2 separate regions of the Homo sapiens genome follow, and region 2 is linked to region 1. The links are chromatin loops, found by intact Hi-C in ENCODE. Cell type or tissue: heart left ventricle. All regions are shown on one strand. Each heading gives the region's core, and the rest is flanking DNA. Links, peaks and the distances in the headings are about the cores only. Region 1 has its middle 21 kb from the start of COL27A1. Region 2 overlaps AMBP (alpha-1-microglobulin/bikunin precursor).

Region 1 (11,462 bases), core at 2,145-10,144:
ACAATCTCAGCTCACTGCAACCTGTGCCTCCCAGGTTCAAGCAATTCTCCTGCCTCAGCCTCCTGAATAGCTGGGACTACAGATGCATGCCACCACGTCCTGCTAATTTTTTGTGTTTTAGTAGAGATGGGGTTTCACTGTGTTTCCCTGGTCACAAACTCCTGAGCTCAGGCAATCTGCCTGCCTTGGCCTCACAAAATGCTGGGATTACAGGTGTGAGCCACTGTGCCCAGCCACTTGTTGCTATATTCTAACCAGGCATATTAGTCCATTCTTGCATTGCTATAAAGAACTACCTGAGACTGGGTAAAGAAAAGCAGTTTCATTGGCTCCTGGTTCTGCAGGTTATACAGGAAGCACGGATGGGGAGACCTCAGGAAACTTACAATCATGGCGGAAGGCGAAGAGGAAGGAGGCACATCTTACATGGCCGGAGCAAGAAAGAGAGCGAACAGGGAGGTGCTACGCACTTTTAAACAACCAGGTCCCATGAGAATTCACTATCACAAGAAACAGCAAGGGGGAAATCAACCCCCATGATCCAATCATCTCCCACCAGGACCCTCCTCCAACACTGGGGATTACAATTTGCCGTGAGATTTGAGCAGGGACACAAATCCAAACCCTATCACCAGGCCTGGCAGATATTTGTTCAATGAATAAACTCGTGTCTCCTCCATCAGGCTGTAAGCTCCCCGAGGTTAAAAACAGGTCTGTCTTGACAATCCCTGGTTCCCCAGAACACTGGCCAAGTAACAACACTGAGCAGGGACTCAGTACATGTTAAACAAGTGACTCTCTTACCTTCATTTACCCCACACCTCCCTGAGAATCATGAATTCAGGGGGACTTGGAAGGTACATCTGAGTTCATCTTTCCAGGAGTCACACACTTAAATGCCTCGGGGTCAGCTAGGAGCATAGGTACAAACTAGGTCATGACCTTGTAAGGCACTTGGGAGTGCTGAGGCCTGTGGCCAACTAACTGGTGGGCATGTTTGGATAATCAATTAAAACACATCTCTTTTGGTTATTCTTTTCTTCCTCTCTGGTCTCCCTGTATTAGTTGGTGTTCTCCAGAGAGACAGAGCCAAAAGGATATGTATATCCTATATGTGTGTAACACACACACACACACACACACATATATAGAGAAATTTATGCGGCATTGGCTCACACAATTAGGAAATCCAGGGGAGCTGATGGTGTAAATCCCAGTTCGAAGGCGAGAAAAGATGAGCAGCTTAAGTAGTGAGGGAGAGGAAAAGGTGGTGGGAGCATGGGTGGGAAATTCCTCCTTCCTACAGGTTTTGTTCTATTCAGATCCTCAACTGATTGAATGATGCCCACCTACATTGGGGAAGGGGATATACTTTACTGAATCCACTGACTTAAATGCTAATCTCACCTGGAAACACCCCAGAGACACACCCAGAAAGCAAGTTTAATCTGGGCACCCCGTGGCCCAGTCAAGTAGACACATACATTGAAACACCACACCCTCTATCCACCCTCTGCCCTTCGTCCCCTTCTCTGTGCCCCAGAGGGCTGTCCTCTCCAGGTGGGACTGCCGGACTTGGCTTCGTTGCCCCGATTCCTGAATGGATTTGGCTTACGGGAGACACTGGCCAATCCAAAGGTAGGAAAGGAGTGAGGTCAGGGTATTTGCTTCCTCTCTTTCCTGCTGTGGCTTTGGTAATGACTGCTCTCCTGAGGCCACAGGTCCTGTCGGGCACCCCCTTCCATGGCTCTTTCTCTTGCCTGGCCCCAGTAACACATTTCCTTACCTTGTCCCTCCACACTACAGTCACTAGCTCCAGGGTGCTTTACCAGCCCTGGTTGGTTCCCATAACCCCGCCCATTGTAGATGCCTTGCTTTAAATATTTCCGCTGAAAAGTTTTTATTATTATCAATAGTAGTAGCATCTTTATTTATAAGCTACTTGGTCATTTTTCCTGGAGCATTAAATGCTCTTTCAGCTGACCCCTTTGGAGTATGCTGTCTCCTGCCAGAATCCTGAGTGTGACAAACATTTGTAGACCTCATTTGGCCCTGGATTCTGGTCCAGTTCCCTAACCAGGCCAGAAGTTTCCCCTCCAGTCTCTGCCAGGGACATTGATTTCTGCTTGCCCCCTTCCCCCTCCAGTACTGGTTGTTTACCACCTCCCATTTTCACTCTTTCGTTGTTTGGCCCTCTTTCTCAGCATAAGTGGAAATCTCCCTCCAGAGGTTCCTCTTAAGGCCCCCCGACCCCATGGACTATCTTATACAGGGGTGATGGTTAACACTCCCCCATTGAGAGGATGGTTTCAGCTCAAATGCCCCTGGGACTTCACCTGGACCTTGGACCTCCCATCTCTGCCAGTCCCAACTTCCTATCTAGACTTACAATAGTTTGTCCATATCCACTGATTTTGTTCCTGGGCATTGGTATCCAAGGGTCCAGGCAGAGATCAAAAGGTGGATGATGGCCGGGCATGGTGGCTTGCCCCTGTAATCCCAGCACTTTGGGAGGCTGAGGCGGGAGAATCGCTTGAGCCCTAGAGTTCAAGACAATACTGAACAACATAGTGAGATCCTGTATCTGCAAAAAAAAGAAAAAGAAAAAATTTAATTAGCCAGGCATGCACACCTACAGTCCCAGTTACTCATGTGGCTGAGCTGGGAGGATTGTTTGAGCCCAGGAGGTAGAGGCTGCATGAGCTGTGGTCATGCCACTGCACTCCAGCCTGGCTATAAAGTGAGACCCTGGCTTTAAGAAAAAAAAAAAAAAAAGGTGGATGAGACAATTCTGCCCTTGGTCCGGGCTGTGGTTTCTGGTAATAGTAACTGAGTCAGGTTTCCATGAGACAGATTTCATGATCTTTGGTGACAACTTTCTAATGCACTTGACTTCAATCAGTGTAATCAATGAGTTCCCCACACCAGATCTTCCTCACATATTCCCCCACTACCAGAATCCCATCACTGTCCGCGTTGCTCTGCCATGACCCAGTCAAAGGGAATGGGTGCAGCTCTGGCTCTGTTCCCCTTTCTGGGTTCTGGAGAGTCCCTGTCATACCTATTTTTCTTCTTTTGAAAAAATGAGACTTTTAGATTGGGTGGTTAAAAAGAAAAAAGCCAATGACTGACTGATATCCTCTATACGTGAGCCTTCTTTTCATAGCACTTTATCAGCAGTTGTAAGTTTCTATTTATATGTTGATTATCCCACAAAAGTCCCTCTTCCTACTAAGCCATGAGGCTCCACCAGGCTAGAAGCCTTGGTATCCTCGGGGTGTGGCACATCATCTGACAATGCTGGGTGCTCAGTAAATTTTGGTTAAGTGAGTGACTGCCTGGAGGAATTAAACAACACCCTCCTCAGCTCAGCATTGAGTAGACAGCTCCCCAGATCACCAGGGGACTCTGTTCTGGCCCCCTGCCCAAACTGAGACACTCAAGAACTTCCTTTGGGGGAAAAAAAAGTATTTTTTTCCTGGTGGCCTGCCTAGCTGCCAGGCCCCCTTAAATGCCCCAAGAATATTCCTTCGAGGCTGCGCTGGTAGAACAGCCCAGAATTCTTTGAGGAGCTACATTGGGTTGCCTTTTTTTCCCTGCTGCCTCCTAATATTAACCTGGCGCTGGGCCCCTGGCCCCCACGCAGTGATGGGAGGCCCTGGATGGAGCCAGCTAACGGATCCATCTGGAAATAGAAAAATAATCCCAACACTAGCGGTTTTGTCTGGCGCCCTAGTGGGGTGTGGAGCAGGGCTGTGAAAGGGGCTTTGAGGGCCAGCCGGGGAGGGCTGTGGACGCCTCTGCCCCCAGCACTGGCTGGGTACCTGTGCCCAGTCCCCCAAGACAAGGGGCAAACCTGCGGGGAGAGGGGCCTGTGTCACAGCTGACTGCGAGATGCCTAGACTAGCCAGTGTTCTAACCCGGCCTTGAAGCTGCGTGACCTTGAGCGAGTGGCTCAGCTTTTCTAGGCCACATTGCCCCTATGTTCATAATGGGGGTTATAAGGCCTGTGCCTTGGAATTGATGTGACAGTTAAATAACATATGGTAGCTAACAGAGCACCTAACATGGCACCTGGGGCTAGAACAAGGGCTAAGCAAATATGCTATGGCAGTGACTATTATTTCTGACTTCGGGAGATGTGGCTGATAAACCACAGGGGGACCTTGGGCAATCCCATTGGGCCTCCATCTTCCCATATGGGTGGCAGGAAGTGGCCCAGGTCCCTCCAGTCCCAAAAGCCAGTGAGGCAAGGTCAGCAGCTGCTTATCTGCCCCAAGGAGAGAAGGAGATGCCTTATCCTCTGGGGAGCCTGCCGTGTGGCTAGAACCCAGACAGATCACTCAGAAGCGCGTGGAAGCTCCCAGGGGCCTGTTGCCAGCATCTCAGAAGAGTCTCTGAGCATCCTCGGGCCTCTCCTGGTGCTGCTCATTACTTCTGTATTTCCAGGGGGCTGAGCAGAGGAGGCGGGGCTGGGAGGAAGGGGTTCTTTCCAGAGACTCAAAGGGCCCAGGATGGAGGTCCCTTTTCTGGGTTCCGGAGAGTCACTGTCTGGAAAGGGGCCTCAGGCTGGCTCCCCACAGCTCTGCTGCCTGCTCTATGCACAGAAACCTGCGAGGGGAGGAGCCCTGGGTCTGAGGTCCTGTATCCACCATGCTTTGTGTGTCTTTAGGCTAGTTATGTCCTTCCTTGTTGAAGTTTCCCATTCATCCATTCAGCAAATATGTCTTGAGTGTCACCTCTACTCCAGGCTCTGTCCTTGTCATTACAAATGTAAACAAATGGCATAATGTTTATGCTCCTTGGGGACAGGAAGATTACTGTGACTGGTAACTTTTCATGACAAAGGAGAACATCCAGGATGATTTCTAGATTTCTGTCTTGTAAAATGGTTATGCCAGAAGGTGGGAGGGACACCCTGGAGAGGGAGCACGTTTAGGGTATGAGGAGATGACAGTTTCAGTCTTGGACAGGTTGAGTTTGATGTATCCAGAGGACAGCTGTGGAGGACCAAGGGGAGTTGGATGGAGGGGCATGAAGCTCATGGGAGATGACTGTGCCAGAGATAGAGCATGGGACAGAAGAAGGGCCTGCCTGGGCTCACTATCCCAGTTTCTCCACATCCCTCTGTGGTGGTGACAATGATGATGATGATAAGAATGGTGATGAAGGCAATGGTGATGCTGGTGGTAATAATGACAATGATAATGATGATGACAACTGGCATGTATTGATGGCTTCCTTCGTGCCAGACATGCCCCATACCAAGTGGTTTCCATGCCACCTTCCATTTAATGATCAAAACAGCCCTGAGGAGTCAGCCTTAGTACCCCTATTTTCAGAAAGAATTGAAGCTGAGCGGTGGTCATCTTTGGCTGAGTTTCCTAGAAACAAAGACAGAGAGAGAGAGAGAGAGAGAGAGAGAGAGAGAGAGAGAGAGAGAGAGAGAGACTGAGATTCAGATGTGTGGGATTTAAGGTCTTGCTCTGTTGCCCAGGCTGGAATGCAGTGGTGCAATCATGGCTCACTGCAGCCTCAACCTCCTGGGCTCATGTGATCCCCCGACTCAGCCACCTGCGTAGCTGGGACTACAAGTGTGAGTCACCATACCCAGCTAATTTTTGTATTTTTTTGTAGAGATGGGGTTTTGCCATGTTGCCCAGGCTAATCTTGAACTCCTGGCCTCAAGGGATCCAAAGTGCTGGGATTACAGGCATGACCCACCACGTGTGGGATTTGTTGACACAATCCGGGAAGGGTGAGGGCAGCAAAGGGGAGCAGGAGAGGGAAGGGGACAGGCGAGAGGTGAGTCTGTGGCATGAGCTGCACAGCAGGCACAGCCAGGCCTCTGATCCCCACCCCAGGCACTGGCCTCTCAAGGCATCCCCTGGAGACCAGCAGCCACACATCCACTTTGGCATGGGTGCACACAGGTACAGGGAGCAGCATCCTAGTGAGAGAATCTGCCACGTTCCCAAAGCTATGGAGGGCTGAAGCCTAAAAGACAGAGCTTGGGGTAGCCTTGCTCAGGCTGATCCTAGCAGGTATTCAGGAGATATTTGTTAAATGGAGCCTGGAACTTTCTAGGAGTCCTGACCTAAGGGGTCTCTTTGTCTTGCTTGTCCCAGAGCTTGGGATCTTCGAATCTCTGGCTGGGATGCACCCCAGAAAAAACACTTCCAGTCTGCTGGGTCTCCAGCTTCTCTCCCTGTGTTGCCTGGGCCATAGCCCAGTCCTCTGTCACGGGAGTCCTGAGTGGCTGCCTGAGGTGGGGCGTGGAGACTGTGCCTGAAGGGGAGGGGCTGTCAGGACAAGAAGCCAGAGGCAGGGGCAGCTGGACAGACTCTTCCAAGGCCTGGGAACACCCTCACCCCTAGCTGCTGAAGGGAAAGGGTCTCATTCACAGGTGTAATGTCCAAGGTCCCCTGGCTGGTGAGCGCTAACCAGGCTCTCAGCGTCTGAGGGCCTCTGAGGGGCTGTGAGGGTCATTGCTGGTCTGGCTGAGTGTGAAGAGCACTCCTGGCTAGAGGGGTGTCTCCCATCTCCTCTCTGGGCCTGTGCTTGGAGTGTCTGAGAGTGTGTGTGTGAGAATATGAGTGTGAGAGTGTGTGAGTGTGCATGTGTGTGTGAGAATGTATGTGTGTGTGTATGAGAATGTGTGTGTGTATTAGAATGTGTGTGTGTGTGTGTATGAGAATGTGTGTGTGTATGAGAATGTATGTGTGAGTGTGTGTGCACACACACACACGTGTGTTCTCTCTCTCTCTTTGGTCCATGCCTCTCTCCATTTCTCCTTCAGTCTCTTCTCCCTTTCAAAGCTATCTTTCTCCCAGCCCCATTCCGTATTACTCCTCTTTCTCTCTTTCTCCATCTTCCTCTTTTCTTCTCCATGATTCTGTCTCCTTATCTCTGTCTTCTCTCTCTCTCCTGTTTCCCTTTCTGCTTCCATCTCTTTCTCAAATTCTGTCTCTCTCTGTCTTTATCTCTCAGTTACTCTGTCTCTTTCTTTCCTTCTTTCCCATTACTGCTGATGCTGTGTGACTGGGCAACTTGGGCTTCAGGCAGGGACTAGTGACACTAGTCATAGGGCTATAAAGGTCTGATAGGGCTGGATCACAGGGACCTTTGTGGCTATGGGGTAGCGAGGCCTTGAGAGCAGCCCTCCAGGCTCTGCAGCCTTGGTTCCTTGGCTGCCCTCCTTGCCAGGCAATGCTGATTCTCCTCCAGAGGGCCAGGCTACATTTGCATGTGTGTGTGCATGTTGGGGGCTTATGTGTGTGAGGGGAGAGGCTACCAAGCTGGACCCTGCAGCTGGGAAAAAAAGAGCCAAGAGATGCAGCCGCTTCCAATGGATGTGTGCTCCACCCCATCCCCAGCCATCTTGGAGCTGTGATTCCAGACCAAACTCCACTTAAGACAACAGCCCTTGGTCTACTCTATTAAAGATGGCAGGAGGGACTCAACAAAGACCAAAGTCAAGGATGGTACCAGACAGCCAGTTGGAGATAGATATGCAGTTATGGGCATCAGGCAATCAGGACCAACAGTACAGGAGGGGAAAGCCTTTGTACCATCCCGACTGATGCACTTATTCACAGATGGAGCCAAGCCCAGAGAGGGAACTTGCTGAAGGTCACATAGTGAATTATGGCAAACCCAGGGACAGAAGCCAGTGCTCCCAACTCTGTTTTGCACAGCTGGCAGAACCTGTCTCCCACCCCTCACCTCCCACTCCTCGGAAGGTGTGGCTTTCTCTCTCCCTAGCAGTTTCAGGCCCCTTCCTAAGGCTGCAGGCAGAGCCCTGGGGATGGCTGAGCTAGTCAATCCTCCCCAAATGCCATCTCCTTTCCAGACCCCACCCTGCCAATATTGCCACACCCAGCTATTTACTTATTAATTTTGGGGGTTCTCACTCTGTCACCCAGGCTGGAGTGCAGTGGTGCAATCATGGCTTACTGTAGCCTTGACCTCCCAGGATCAAGAAATCCTCCTACCTCAGCCTCCCAAGTAGCGGGGACTACAGACACATGCCCACCATGCATGGCTAATTTCTAAATATTTTTAAGAGATGAGGGTCTCACTGTGTTGCCCAGGCTGGTCTCAAACTCCTGAGCTCAAGCAATCCTCCCACCTTGGCCTCCCAAAGTGCTGGGATTACAGGCATGAACCACTGCACCTGGCTACACTCAACTTTAATTTCCCCAAGGGCCCCAGTGCTCAGATCTTATTACCTCCTTGTTGACCCCACAACCTATCCCTCTGCTGATACAGTTTGGATGTCACCTCCAAATCTCATTATAAGTCTCATGTAATCCCCAGCATTGGAGGTGGGGCTTCGTGGGAGGTGTTTGGGTCACAGGGGCATATCTTTCATGGCTCGGTGTGTCCTCACGATAGTGAGTGAGTTCCCACCAGTTCTGGTTGTTTATAAGTATGTGACACCTCACTCCCAACTCTCTCTCTTGCTCCTGCTTTCGCCATGGCTTGTGCCTGCTCCCGCTTTGCCTTCTGCCAGAGTAAAAGCTTCCTGAGGTCTCCCTGGAAGCTGAGCAGATGCTGGCGTCATGATTCCTGTACAGCCTGCAGAACCGTGAGCCAATTAAACCTCTGTTCTTTATAGATGGCCCAGTCTTTGGCATTTCTTTATAGCAACGCAAGAAGGGCGTAACACATATGCCGTGCCCCATTCCTCCAGGGCCCAACTTGTGTCATTGTCAGCAGGGAGCCAGGCAGCTACTCCAAGAACTCGCCCAAGATCATGTGCAAATCACTGTGTATGGGGTGATGATTGTGGGTGCTCATCTGTATGCTGCTTCCTGCATCCCCAGTGCCAGCGGGTGGTCAGCCCTTTAGATGTTCTGGTTGCTGGAGTGGAAAGGGCTGAAAGCCGGAGCTGTGTGATGTTAAGTCTTTTGTGTGCTCAGTGAGAAGATGGGGGTCCCAGAGGGGAAGAAGAGAGGCCGAGCACCTCTGAAGCAAGGAGAAGAGGAAAGGGGGCAGGTCCTTAGATTTGTGGGGAACACGTAAAACCTCAGGGGAGGAGGGGATGCTCCATGGTGTTCCTAGGCAGGCTAGACCCAACATATTTATGTTCCAGCTTCAGTAGAGCTTCCAATGTCCGAGGCATGTCACCAGGTCACTGGACATAAAGGGACATCTGGCCCAATGAGCACCTCAGGGGCCACAGATGGGGGCAGAAGGACAGAGAGACTTCTAAGAACGTGGTATACTGCATAAGACCCCAGGACTTTTGCATAACCAGGGTAGGGGCTGTAAGGGCGTCTCCATACTGACCAAGATGAATTTCCTACCAGCATGGTGATAAGTAAACTCAAAGTGGAATGTTTAGCTTATCCGAAGGAAGTAAAGGAAGGTCATATTTCATGTACCCTGAGTTGTGGGCTGAGATTTAGCTCTCGGGCATGGTGAATATATGGATAAGACAACGAAAAAAAGAATGGAGAGTCCCTGTCTCCCCTGTAGCACATTAGAGTCTTTCCAGAGACCTTCACCTAAAGGAGCACCTCCTATACATGGGATTTCCAACAGAGGTAGGCCATGGGCTATTTTGAGGCCGAAAGGGCCTCTGAATCACCCAGATATGGCTATTCTGGTGCTCATTGGGTCCATCAGGATGAAAACGGTAAGGACTGAGTCCAGGGACAAGCCCACCTTCTCTGCTTTCTTGGATTCTGAGTTCCCTGGGGGGCCATTACACCCCAAGGGGACATATTTACTGCCTCCTTTCTCCTGGCCCATGGGAGTGGATGCTGATAGAGAGAGGCTGAGGCATTGGTGCCAGCTGCTGCAGCATCCCGGCCCACACCTGGTGACGCGGGCTGTGGGGAGCTGCTCAGGGCTAGGTGAGGGCCAAGTGAGTATCTGGCCAAAAAAGTCAGGAGGTGAGCTGGGCTCTGGGAGCCTTGGGCCATGGACTGCTGCCCATCATAGCTGGAGGAGCGGTCAGCTGGCCACACGGGGCTCCTCCACACGTAATCCCTGCCGGGAATGAACGCCCCCTTGTGCAAGATCCTTGTCTGCCTTGAAATAGGTCACAGAGTTGAAGGATCACAGAAATCCTAGCCTCAGAAGCATGGAATCATAGAAGCTGAAAATCAGCACCAGGCAGGATTCCAGGTTTTCTGAGCTTCTGAGCTCTGGCATCAAAAGGCATTAGAAGTCTAGCACTTTTGGCATAAAATTTTATGGCTCAAGTGATCTAGGAACCACAGACGCCATAGAACCTTGTACTTGGATGACCCTTGAAGATTCTCAAGTCAGATCGACACCCCGATGCAACATTCCCTTTTAGAAATTTCCAGAAGGTAGAGCAAGGAGGTTATAGCAAGGAAGGACAGGACACAGGAGGTTTCTGTGTGGGATGATTTTAGGAGTTCTGGGTCAAGATTCCTGACCCCGAATGTCTTTGTCAGCGGCTATCACTGAAATTCCTCCGTCGGCTGTTCTTCCTTTGGATCTTGCAAATCCATTAATCTCCAAGGATCTGCTGGGCCATAAACCCCTCCCTGGGTCAGCAGTGCTCTCAGGGCCTCTTCTGCGTGGCCTTGATGAGCAGAGCAACTCAAGATCCAGATGGCAATGCCAGGCCTCTTCCCAGCCCCCATCCTGGGGGCCCTCTCCCTGCCCCCAGCACCATCTCCCACCCCCCAGGGCCATCTCAGGGTCCTCCCTTCCTTTGCCTTGACCACCCAGCTCTGGGCAGGAAACCAGCCGCCTGGGAGAGGCTATTCCAACAGTTCTGAGGCTGGCCGTGGTGGTACAGTGTGGTCCTACCTCTAATCCCACCACCGCCTGGGGGCAGGCGGCATGGGCAGCAGCCTATAATTTGGGGGTGAGAGATGGGACACCCAGGTCAGCTTTGACCACAGGGTCCCCAGAGGAAGGGAGGGGTCCAGGGTCTTGGAGAATCAAAGCCTTCCTCTCAACTCCCTTGGTAATCATGAAGATGAAAATATTTATGGACAATTTTCCTCACTCTGGGGACAGGCTGAGCATAGAACACGGCTTTTTTTCCCCCTGGCTATGGCTGATCTCTCAGGATGGCAGGAGCTGGGACAAACACAGGTTGTTTACCAGGTCTACAGAAGCCCCAGAGAGACACGGCCACATACAGTTTCCCCTTTTTTAACAGGGACGTGAGCCTCTGGAAAGATGCCCAGAGGAACAAGGGTGAGTTTCTATCCAATGTTAGCTTAATTCTTGATGGGATTGAAGGGATTTTTTTTTTCTCCCTGAGAGATGGGGCGAGTGTGTTTTGGTGAATAACATGTTTCCCATAATTTGTCTTTTGAAAACACAAGGAAATTTGCGTATGTGGCTGAAACAGCCTGGACAGAGAGCCTTCTGGAGAGGCTGGTCCTTCATTTCCTCACCGTGTCAAGCTGCTCGAACTCAATAAACACTTGTTGACTGAATGAATGGGTCATAGAAATGGTAAGCTG
Region 2 (10,564 bases), core at 2,085-10,084, 62 kb before region 1:
GATTTCCCTCAAACACAGAAGAAATGTAATCTGTATATGAAAAGAGAACATTGAATTCCAGGATGTGTTGTTATTATTATTATTATTATTTTGAGACAGAGTCTTGCCCTGTCACCCAGGCTGGAGTGCAATGGCGCGATCACGGCTCACTGCAACCTCTGCCTCCCGGGTTCAAGTGATTCTACTGCCTCAGCCTTCCAAGTAGCTGGGACTACAGGCCTCAGCCACCACACCCAGCTAATTTTTGCATTTTTAGTAGAGATGGGGTTTCACCATGTTGGCCAGGATGGTCTCGATCTCCTGACCTCTTGATCTGCCCGCCTCACCTCCCAAAGTGCTGGGATTACAGGTGTGAGCCACTATGCCTGGCTCAGGATGTATATTTTAAATAGAGACAAGGTCTCACTGTTGCCCAGGCTAGAGTGCAGTGGCACAATCATAGCTCACTGTAACCTAGAACTCCTGGGCTCAAGCAATACTTCCTCCTCAGCCTCCCGATTTGCTGGGACTACAAGTGCCACCCACTGAGCTGGCTAATTTAAAACAAACAAACAAACAAACACACTTTTTGTAGAGATGGAATCTCACTATGTGGCCCAGACTGGTCTCAAACTCCTGGCCTCACGTGATCCTTCTGCCTCACCTTCCCAAAGTGCTGAGATTACAGGAATGAGCCACTGCACCCAACCCCCAATAAATTTTTAAATAGAATTTTCAACATCAAGACAGGTTTTGTTAAGATGTTGATTTTAATGATAAAGTTTTCCCAGGCATCTGAACAGAAGAAATAAATTGCCTACAAAGAGAAGAAATATCACACGGGTCTCGGGCTTTTTCATAGCAATAATCGGCGCTTGAGAACAATGGAGTAACATATACAAAGTTCTAAGGGAAGGAACACGCGACCCAAGACTGTTGCACCCAAGCAAAATGGCATCAAATATGAAGGAAACTGACTGACCTTCTCAAACATGGGAGAATTCATGGACTGAAACACCCATGAACCCTCCTCAAAAACACCACCTGGCAAAGAAATGGCACTAATTAAGAGAATAATAGAAATAAATAACTCGGGAACGGAGAAGCTGTGGTTATATTCACTACAGGTAAGAACAGAATCCACTAAAGTATAGAACTACTTCTAAAAGATGGGATTATGGAGACAGAGAAGACGGGAATGGTATCGATCTAGACAATTTAAAAGACAAAAGAAATTTTCGAAGAGTTGCCACAGAGTTTCACTCTCAAAGGGAGTGCTCCTGTCTGTCTTTCAAGTCACGGAGATAATAAATATACTCTTTAAAAATATACAGTGATGGCAGCCTCTTAAATGTCTTTTCACAACCTTGACTTTAGAAGAATCTTTAGGACATAAATCCTCTCATGACTAAATATTCATTTGAAGATCAAGAAGTCCACTTCAGTTTCTTTAAACAAAAAAAAAATCAAAAGTCCAGGCACAGTGACTCACGCCTGTAATCCCAGCACTTTGGGAGACCAAAGCGGGTAGATCTTCTGAGGTCAGGAGTTCAAGACCAGCCTGGCCAACATGGCAAAACTCTGTCTCTACTGAAAAAAAAAATACAAAAATTAGCCAAGCGTGGTAGTGGGCACCTGTAATCCCAGCTACTCAGGAGGCTGAGGCAAGAGAATCACTTGAACCCGGGAGGCGGAGGTTGAAGTGAGCCAAGATCATGCAGCTGCACTCCAGCCTGGGTGACAGAGTGGGACTCTGTCTCAATTAAAAAAAAAAAAATTCAAGTAAAACCACAATTAATGCTTTTAAAAATTAGAAATAGCACTTGTAATATAATCCCATTTAATAACAGTATATCTAAATTTGATCATCCATTTGTCCTTTTTTCTATAAGTCCTTTTATCCATATGTGTGGCAAGATTCCAGAAACTGTGTGACTGCTGATAGTTTTGAGGTGGTGAGATTAAAAAAAAAAAAAAAAAAAAAAAACCTTTACTTACCTTTATACTTTTCTGTGTTCCTCTAATTCTTTATAATGACCATTTATTAGTTTTGTAAGATCAATGGTCATTTTCTTTTAAAATATAGGAGCAAATATCTAATGTGTTAACTGTTAATTCTACATAGGAACAAGGACATTTTGTCTTTTGTGGGGGGTTTATAGTTTCGCAATTTTCAAGAATATTTTTCCAAATAAATATCACATATATTTATATATATACACATATATATATACACACACAGATATATACCCATGTACATACATACATACATTAGTAGAATAGGATATATAATTTTCCAAATAATCAGAGACAAGAGAATGAAGAAAGTGTAACTGATGTGGCAAAATGCAAGAAAATAAAAGAGAAGCATAGGAAAGCCCCAAAATCAGAAGGCAACATAGGAAAAGAGAAGGCTTGAGAAGCTGCTTGTTCTCAGGTTTGCTGATTTTTAGGGAAATCAATTGATTTCTTTTCATGCTGAATATCATTATTTCATTATTGAGGATTGTTATTTCATTATTGAGTGTTTTACTTCTTTTAGATGCTTTTAGGCACTGTGCTAAGAACTTTTCTATATGTCATTAAATTCTGCCACAAGCCCAGAAGGTAATTGTGATTATCCTGTTTTGAAGATGAGACAAGTGAGGTCCAGATGGATTGGCAACTAGTCCAGGTGGCAGAATCAAGATGGAGCCCCAGTGAGTCTGACTTCAACACTCATGGCCATCGCTGCCTTCTCTCACCCCCTCCCCATGACTCTGCCTCCCCCCGCAGCAGGATCAAGTGTGCAGCGTGCCTGGGGCAGAGTGGGGTGGGATGGGGTGGGATGGGGTCGGGGGATGAGGCACTCACCGGGATTAAGATGGGCTCTGGTTCCTGCTCCCCAGGGACACATTCACCTAGGTCACAGAGCAGGAGAGAGGAGTGAATAACAGGACCAGGCCCAGGGGCCATCCTAGACCCGGATTTGTATCTTTGGTGAGCATCGTGCTGGGAACTTGTCGTGCCTTAGTCCACTTCATGAATGGTCCTGCCTGTGTGGCTTGCTCAAGGCCATTCACTGGAAAAGCAAGAGACTGGTGGCTGCACCATCATTACCATCTATCCACTCCACCCCACCCCACTAGCATCATTTTATCAGCATCATGGAAAGAATAGCAATAGCTAACACTGACTGAGCATTTATGAGCACAGTGCTATTGTACTTAATGGTTTTATTGCATTGCCTTTTACAGCAACTTCTAAGGAAGGTGTTATTATGCCCAATTTACAGAGGAGGGAAATGAGGCTCTGAGAAGTTGACTAGCCAGAGGCCACACAGCTCAGTTCGAACCCAGGTGCTCTTGATGGCAGCAGTGGGCCATCCGGAGTGGCCGCGGCCATCACACTGGCTGCAGTGGGGAGGCACGAGCACTGGTGGTAGCAGTGACTGCGGAAGTGGCAGTGGTGGAGCTGGGACCCCTGTGGCTCCCACCCCTGAGGCAGGCAACTGTGCCACCCCCATCCTTATGCAGCCAGGTAGACCCCACTCCCAGGCCCAGAGCCTCTGTTGCTCCACACTCTGGCTCCACCTTGCCATCCTCGCCCACCATCACTGCGGAGAGGTCATGGGGAGGAGGCTGACAGCCCCCGGAGCCCACCTCTGGGAGCCCCTGGAGCCTGCCACCCTGGCGGCCGTCACGATGGGGCTGGGCTGAGTCACCTGCCAGCAGGGGAGCAATACAGTTGGGCAGAGAGGGCCCCTGAGGCAGAGCTGGGCCCAGGGCAGTGCTGCACTTGCACACAGAGCATGGGGCTGGGCCTGGGGCGTGGAGCTGGGGCGTAGCCTTGGGACCCTGGGGTGGGAAATGGGAGTGGCGTCCGCTTCAGGGACCCAGCCAGTGGCATGGCCACCAGGCCCACCCCACTAAGGGCACCAGGTTCCTGTGCCTTGGGAGGAGGCTGTGTGTGAAGCCACCAGGGGCCATGTCCCCAGGGTCCACCCCACATTGGGGTGACTGTCAAGCCTGATACTCTGGATGGCTGGGCCTGGGGCCTGCAATCCATTCCTGGAAGCACCCCTTGGGCAGGGCTGCGAGCCAGGCAAGGGGAGCCTCAGGCCACCCCTGAGTGCTGGGGCCATGGAGGGAGCTTGCCACGATGTCACCCCAGCCCCAGACACCAGCCTGGGCCCAGCAAGGGCCCACAGCCCCTGCCTCAGGCTGCAAAGGGGTGTGGCTGGGGCTGCACACCCCATTGAGCTGGTGGGAGCTGGGCACAAGTGGGAGCCCTGCCCCTTCTGAATTGGTGGGATAGGAGCTCCCCAGGTGCAGCAGCAGCCGCCCTGCTGTGGCTGTGGACCCAGGCATTTCTGCACTCTCAGGGCCCAGGAAGGTCCCCTGCCCACCACAGACTCTAGGATGCCTGCTCCCACTGCCTGGCTTCTCTCTGCTGTTGGTGCCTGCTTTATTTTGGAGCAAGATCAGGGCTGAGCCAGGGTGCTGTTGCAGCCTGGACAGGTATGCACATGCTCAGGGCAGTGCTGACGTGCCAGCTCCCAGCTGCCTCAGCCCCCTCCAGACTTTGGGTGCCAACAAGCGTGGAAGGGAGGCCGAGTGGGGGCTGATGGCAGCCTGACACTGGCCTGCAGGCGCCCCTTGGCATGAACAGCCTGGGTGCCATGAATAGCAGCAGGAGGCTGACAGGCTCCTGAGTGGAAGGAGGCTGGTCCCCAGTGAAGCCCCACTTTCAAGCTGGGGAGGGCCTGAAGCCTGGGGCCTGGGCCACCAGTCCTGTGAACCAGATGGGGAAGTTGGGGTGCTTTTCCCTGGGCCTACCCATGGCCGCCCATGGGCCAGTCAGTACAAACTTGCGTACAGAGCACCCATAAAAACCCCAGACTCAGCCAGATTCGAACAGAGGACAGAGAGACAAGGGGAGACAATGGGATGACTTGCCTGCAGAGAGGAGACACACACTCTAGGGCCTCCTCTCTGCTGAGAGCTGCAGCCTCAGCAGATGACCTGCCTGCAGAAAGGAGCTTCCCATTCCAGGGTCTCCTCTCTGCTAGGAGCTGAACACTCATCAGAACACCCTGGCTGCAGAAAGGAGCTGCCCACTGCAGGTCCCCTCCAAGCTGTTCTATTGCTCAGTAAAGCTCCCCTTCATCTCGCTCACCCTACATTTGTCTGTGTACCTCATTCTTTCTGGTCACAGGACAAGAACTTGGGACCCACAAAATGGCAAGGCTAACTGTAACACAAACAGGGCTGAAACATGCCCTTTGCTCACCACATTGCAGGTGAAGAGAAGGAGAGAAAAGCTGCAGCCCTTTGGGGAGCCCAGACCTGGGAGCTCCACCAGCCAGGACTGTAACTCCCTCTTTGGGGCCCTGCAGTTCTTGGCATCTCCGAGCTTCCAAGCACCACTCCATTCCCTGGCGCCAGCTGGGAAATCTGCTTGTGGTGCACCTGGTCCAGCCATACCCTTACAGAGTGCTGGCACCATGCCAGCACCTGGAGCTGCCCACCCCATGGCAGCAGCCAGTATGTTTGACTGCAGTGGCTGGACCCCACCCTCACTCACACATCCCTTGCCGCTTCATGCCTGAGTTGCAGTCTCCCTTGGAGGTGTGGGATCCAGGCCAGTAGCATGAGCCAAGCACGGTCTACCAGGCCAAGTGGGTGGAACAAGCCCAGCAGGCCCAAGCAAAACTCAGGCAAAGGCACCACTGGCCACAGAGGTTTCCAGCCAGAAAAGCAATGCCCCAAAGATCCCGTAACACTCTGATTCCTGAGCCCACTTTCTTAATCCCAAAACTCTTTTGCCTCCTAAGAGGTATCTGTGGATTCTGGCTACAACCTCCCTGAGACACATGGCAGTAGAATGAACACTGAATGGGTTCTAGTCTAAGCTCTGCTAGGAATAAGCTGTGAGACTTGGAGCAAATCCACTGGCTTCCTGATTCACTATGGAGGGGAGGCTGTGGCGCCTTTTTATCTCAGAGGGTTATAGTAAGGACCCAGGGGCTGGGATGGTCTCTGGCGCCCACAAGGGACGAAGAGGGGACAGGAATTTGAGGCGGAGGGGTGCTATGTACCTCGGTCAGCCATGGTGAAGATGGAGTCCTCAGGGATGCCCACACCCTGGGCAACCACTCTGAAGTCCTGCAGGAGAGTTTCCCTCAGCTGCGGCGCCCGCCCTGCAAGGAGGAAGCAGAGGAGACGCCTAGAACCACCAGGTGCTTGGAGTGGAAGGGCCTGAAATGATTTTGCCCAGTGATTTTCACTTAGGGAAAATTTGAAAACTATTGATGCAGTTTAATCTATTTGATACACTGAAGGAAAGACAGGCTCCCAAGAGGAAGAGGGGTCTCTCCCAGGTTCCCACCCAGGTCTCCTGAGTCCCCACAAAGGACTCTTCCCCTTTTTTTTTTTTTTGAGACGGAGTCTCACTCTGTCGCCTAGGCTGGAGTGCAGTGGCGTGATCTCAGCTCACTGCAAGCTCTGCCTCCCGGGTTCCCGCCATTCTCCTGCCTCAGCCTCCTGAGTAGCTGGGACTTCAGGCACCTGCCACCACGCCCAGCTAATGTTTTGTATTTTCAGTAGAGACGGGGTTTCACCATGTTAGCCAGGATGGTCTCAATAGCCAGGATGGTCTCAATCCCTGTTTTTTTTTTTTTTTTTTTTTTGAGACAGGGTCTTGCTCTGTTGCCCAGGCTGAAATGCAGTGGCACAATCATGGCTCATTGTAGCCTCATACTCCTGGGCTCAAGTGACCCTCCTGCCTAAGCTTCCTGAGTAGCTGGGACTGCAAGCACACATGCACTATGCCCAGCTAATTCTTTAATTTTTTGTAGAGATGCTGTCTCAGTATATTGCCCAAGGTGGTCTCAAACTCCTGGCCTCAAGCAATCCTCTTGCCTTGGCCTCTCAAAGTGTTGGGATTACAGGTGTGAGCCACAGCCCCCAGTCCCCACTGGTTCTTTTAAGGGCCTGGAGGCTCTGTAATTCTCTGGGCCTGGAATTTTAGAGATCAAAAAGAGAGAATTTCACCTCCTCCAGGGAGACTCAGTGATTGTACCTTTCTCCAAATTGGAGTTTTGTCAGAAGGAAAAAGCAAAACTCCCTGTGCTTACCCACTCCACTGTCCATAAATCAATGTCCTCCCACCCTTAACTCCAATGGGCACATCTAGTAATGAGCCTTTACCGTAGAGCTTGGCAGTAATGGTGGGTCCATGATGGCGGCTGAATTTCTTGGTCAGGAAAATGGCATACTCATCATAGTTGGTGTGGACCACATAGGACTCCATGGTTATGTTCCATTCTGCATGGGAGGTGCAGGCAGACCAAAGGGATCAGTGGTCAGTAGACTCTTCTAGCTGGAGGTCCGTCACCTGTTTACTCACACATCATCTCCTCATCCATCCATCTATCCACCCATGCCTTCCATATCTCCATTTATCAATTCATCCATATTCAATCTCTCCCTATCCACCCATCTATCTCCTCCATGTACTCACATTAATTCATCCACCATCACTCAATCCATCTATCCTCTCCATACATCAATTCTCCCTTCCTTCCTTCTTTCCCCTATCACTCCATCAATTTACCTATTAGGTAACTGACTCTTTGACTCATTTATCCTTACATATATTCAGTCACCAATCATTTGTTCATTCATCCATCTATCTAGCCAAACATTCATATATTCAGCCGTAACACAATTGTTTGGCACATAGAGCATATTCAATAAACATTTTCTGAACTAACAAATAAATTAATGTCCAAATCCCTCTCTCACTTAGCATCATGCACACTGTACGTGGTAGATGCTTAGTAAATTTTTATCAGCTGATAGCAGGTGCCTAAGAAGACATGAAGACTGGCGAAATCAGCACCATCACCCTACTCTGGGCATGGGCACTGGGTGGGGGCAGGGAAGGAGAGAGGGAAGGGGAGGAGGAGAGGAGGAGAAGGAGGAGGAGGAAGAGGAGGAGTTGTTTGGGGGAAGGCTAGATGACATCTCAGCTAAATGGGAGGAAAGGTTACAGAGGCAGAGGGAGCTGAGGACATCAAGGTATTTTCAAGCAAAGGAGAGAATGCATGTGTCTCTTTCCACTCCACTTACTGGATTTGTGATAGAGAAACTTCCCATCAGTATCTGTTTTCTCATAAGCTCCAGACGTCTCCTCACAGACACCTTTCCTAGAAATGAACAAATCAAAAGGAAGGTCACTCCTGGTAGAGATCATGGTCCTGACACTCAACCCTCCTGCAGGGCTCTTTCCAAATGCCTTGGTTTTGGGGTTTTTTTGTTTGTGTGTTTTTGTTTGCTTTTTAATTCGGAAATGAACATTTCCAAATGTCTTGTTTAATCCTCACACTAGCCCTGAGAGACCCCCATTTTCCATATGATGGAGGGACAAAGAAGAAGAGACAAATCCATGCCATCCTCCTGGCAAAGCCAGCACTAATGCCGCCTTCCTTAATCAAATCTACACATTATACTGAGGCAGGAGGAGCTGGAGTGATGAATTCCTACAGTCATCCATGTATTGTTCTGTGTCTCTCTTGCCCCAGTTTTCTCATTTATAAAATGGGGATCATGATAGTTTCTACCTCACATGGTTAGTGTGAGGGTCAACTGACACATATGTAAAGAACTTGGAGGAAGCACTATATACGAATTAGCTATTATTGTTACAATGAGCACTATTTATCCAATGGATATTTATTGGGCAGCACCTATGTGGCAAGCCCTGTGCTACATGGCAGGGATACATGAGAGAGCAAGACAGACCCCATTCCCTGGGGTTCCTGGAGCTTGCAATTGCGTGGGTCAGGCAGGCAGGTGAGAGGCAGATGCAATCAGTGTGAGAAGTACCACATGGGGGTAAGTGTGAGGTCCTCTTCGGGCACAAAGAAGGGCATGTAACCTGAACCTGGGTGTCTGGGAGGGCTTCCTGGAGGAGGTGACATGAAACCTGAGTTCTGAAGAATCCACAGGAACTAATTAGCCCAGGGAAATGAGGAGAGGTGCTCCCAGTAAAAGGGACATCAGGTGCAAGGACCTGGAGGCGTGAGAGTTCCAGAACTGAAAGCAGGTTCACGTGAGTAGGACTCAGAGTACATAGCAGAGTGTGTGGCAGGAGTTCTGGGTGCTGGGAGGGTCCTGGAAAGCCACATCAAGAGTTTGAATCTTACTCCCAGGGCATTGGGGAGTCATGGAAGGGTCTCGAGCAGATGTGAGTTTTCAAAAGGTCTTTCTGGTTACTGGGTGAAGAGGGGATGGGGTGGAAGGGTGGAGGTCAGAGGTGAGGAAAGAGTAGAGAGGTTGTGGCAGACAACCAGGAAAGAAAGGGAGGTGGCTTGGACCAGGATGGTGGCAGTGGAGAGGGGAGAAGTGAACAGGTTGGGGGGGATTTAGGAGGAGAATGGGCAGGACTTGATGATGGGTGACAGGGGAGAGAGGAGCCCAGTTCCCAGGTTGGGTCCCTGGGGGGCTGAAGTACCCACACTGGGCTAAGGAATGCCCAAGGGGGAGGAGCAGTTTGCAGAACAGGCACAGTGCTGGGACACTGCCCTCGAGGAATAGATAGGACACCTGAAAAGGGCCGTCCTGGTGGAGGAGCGTAGAGGGATCTGGGGTTCAGCGGGAAGGTCCTGACTGGAAGCAGAGATCTGCAACTTCCCAGGATGGACGGGGCTGGGAAGGTTGTGGGTCTCTGGGTCTCTCTCAGCTTTCCAGCCCCACCCTAGTGCTCACCGCCAACGAGTGCTGGTCATGCTGATCTCCGCCTCTGTAGCGCCCTCTCCCAGCACCAGCGTGCTCACTGTCATCCTGTCCATGATCTTCTTCAGCCAGGGGCAGGTGGAACCGATGGCCAGGTTGTACCACTTCCCATAGATCTAGGAGGCAGGTGAGCTCTGGGGGTCTGCATCAGTCTCAGACCTCAAAGCAGACCTGGCTGACATCTGCTCCCCACCCTCCACCTCCTCCTCTTCCTCCTCCTTCTCCTCAAAATGACTTATCCTTTTAAGGGATAATGTCTTACAACTAATCAGAGGCCACACACCTTCAAGGGAGGCCAGATCCCTAAGAGTGGCGTTTCAGGCATCACAGCGAACCCAGGAAGCAGGTGTGCGGCTGGGGTCCCAACCTGCCCTGCAGAAGGGCTAACTCTCTCAAGATGTGGGATCTGTCCATAGCTCCATCAACCACTGCTCCCCAAGAGCTGGAGTCCTGTCTTTTACTCCTCCAATGATGGGGTGCTCCCCACCTTGCAAGGCAGCCCACAGCCCCATGTTAGGAATTATTTCAAAAGTATAATGAACATGATGGGGTCATTCAGGATAGGCCTGCTTCCTCTTCCTCCTGAAAGTGCACGGGACAGCTGAAGGAGCCCTCAGGCTCCTACGGAACAGGCCAATGTGCCCCACACCCTTTGCGTCCCAGACTGCCACAGGGACCTGCTCCTCATTGCCCCTCTGCCACGACCTTTCCTTGTCCCTAAAAGTAAACAAAACCCACATGACACCACAGCTAGAAGGTTCTGAGACCCTTCATACAGACATGGAGACAGCCCCAGGTGGGCAAGG

Evidence for each region. Peaks named below come from ENCODE experiments on the same cell type or tissue, not always from the same donor. Only the 100,000 strongest peaks of a DNase experiment are listed, where the experiment ranks them.
Region 2: it touches region 1 in a loop (3-fold over the local background); 2 of 110 quality-filtered maps call a loop at or near these places.

What each region holds. Positions count from the first base shown.
Region 1 is chr9:114,128,757-114,140,218 of GRCh38, forward strand. No RefSeq gene overlaps it. Among named protein-coding and RNA genes, the nearest start is that of COL27A1, 21 kb to the right of the region's middle. In heart left ventricle, for the core only: no CTCF peak of the experiment used is centred there; no DNase peak of the experiment used is centred there.
Region 2 is chr9:114,066,867-114,077,430 of GRCh38, forward strand. AMBP (alpha-1-microglobulin/bikunin precursor) reads right to left here. Exons shown (of 10, transcript NM_001633.4): 2 at 9,732-9,874; 3 at 8,094-8,170; 4 at 7,170-7,286; 5 at 6,059-6,160; 6 at 2,833-2,879. Among named protein-coding and RNA genes, the nearest start is that of AMBP, 6.2 kb to the right of the region's middle. In heart left ventricle, for the core only: no CTCF peak of the experiment used is centred there; a DNase peak (open chromatin) is centred at 5,565; H3K27me3 peaks cover 1,447 bases.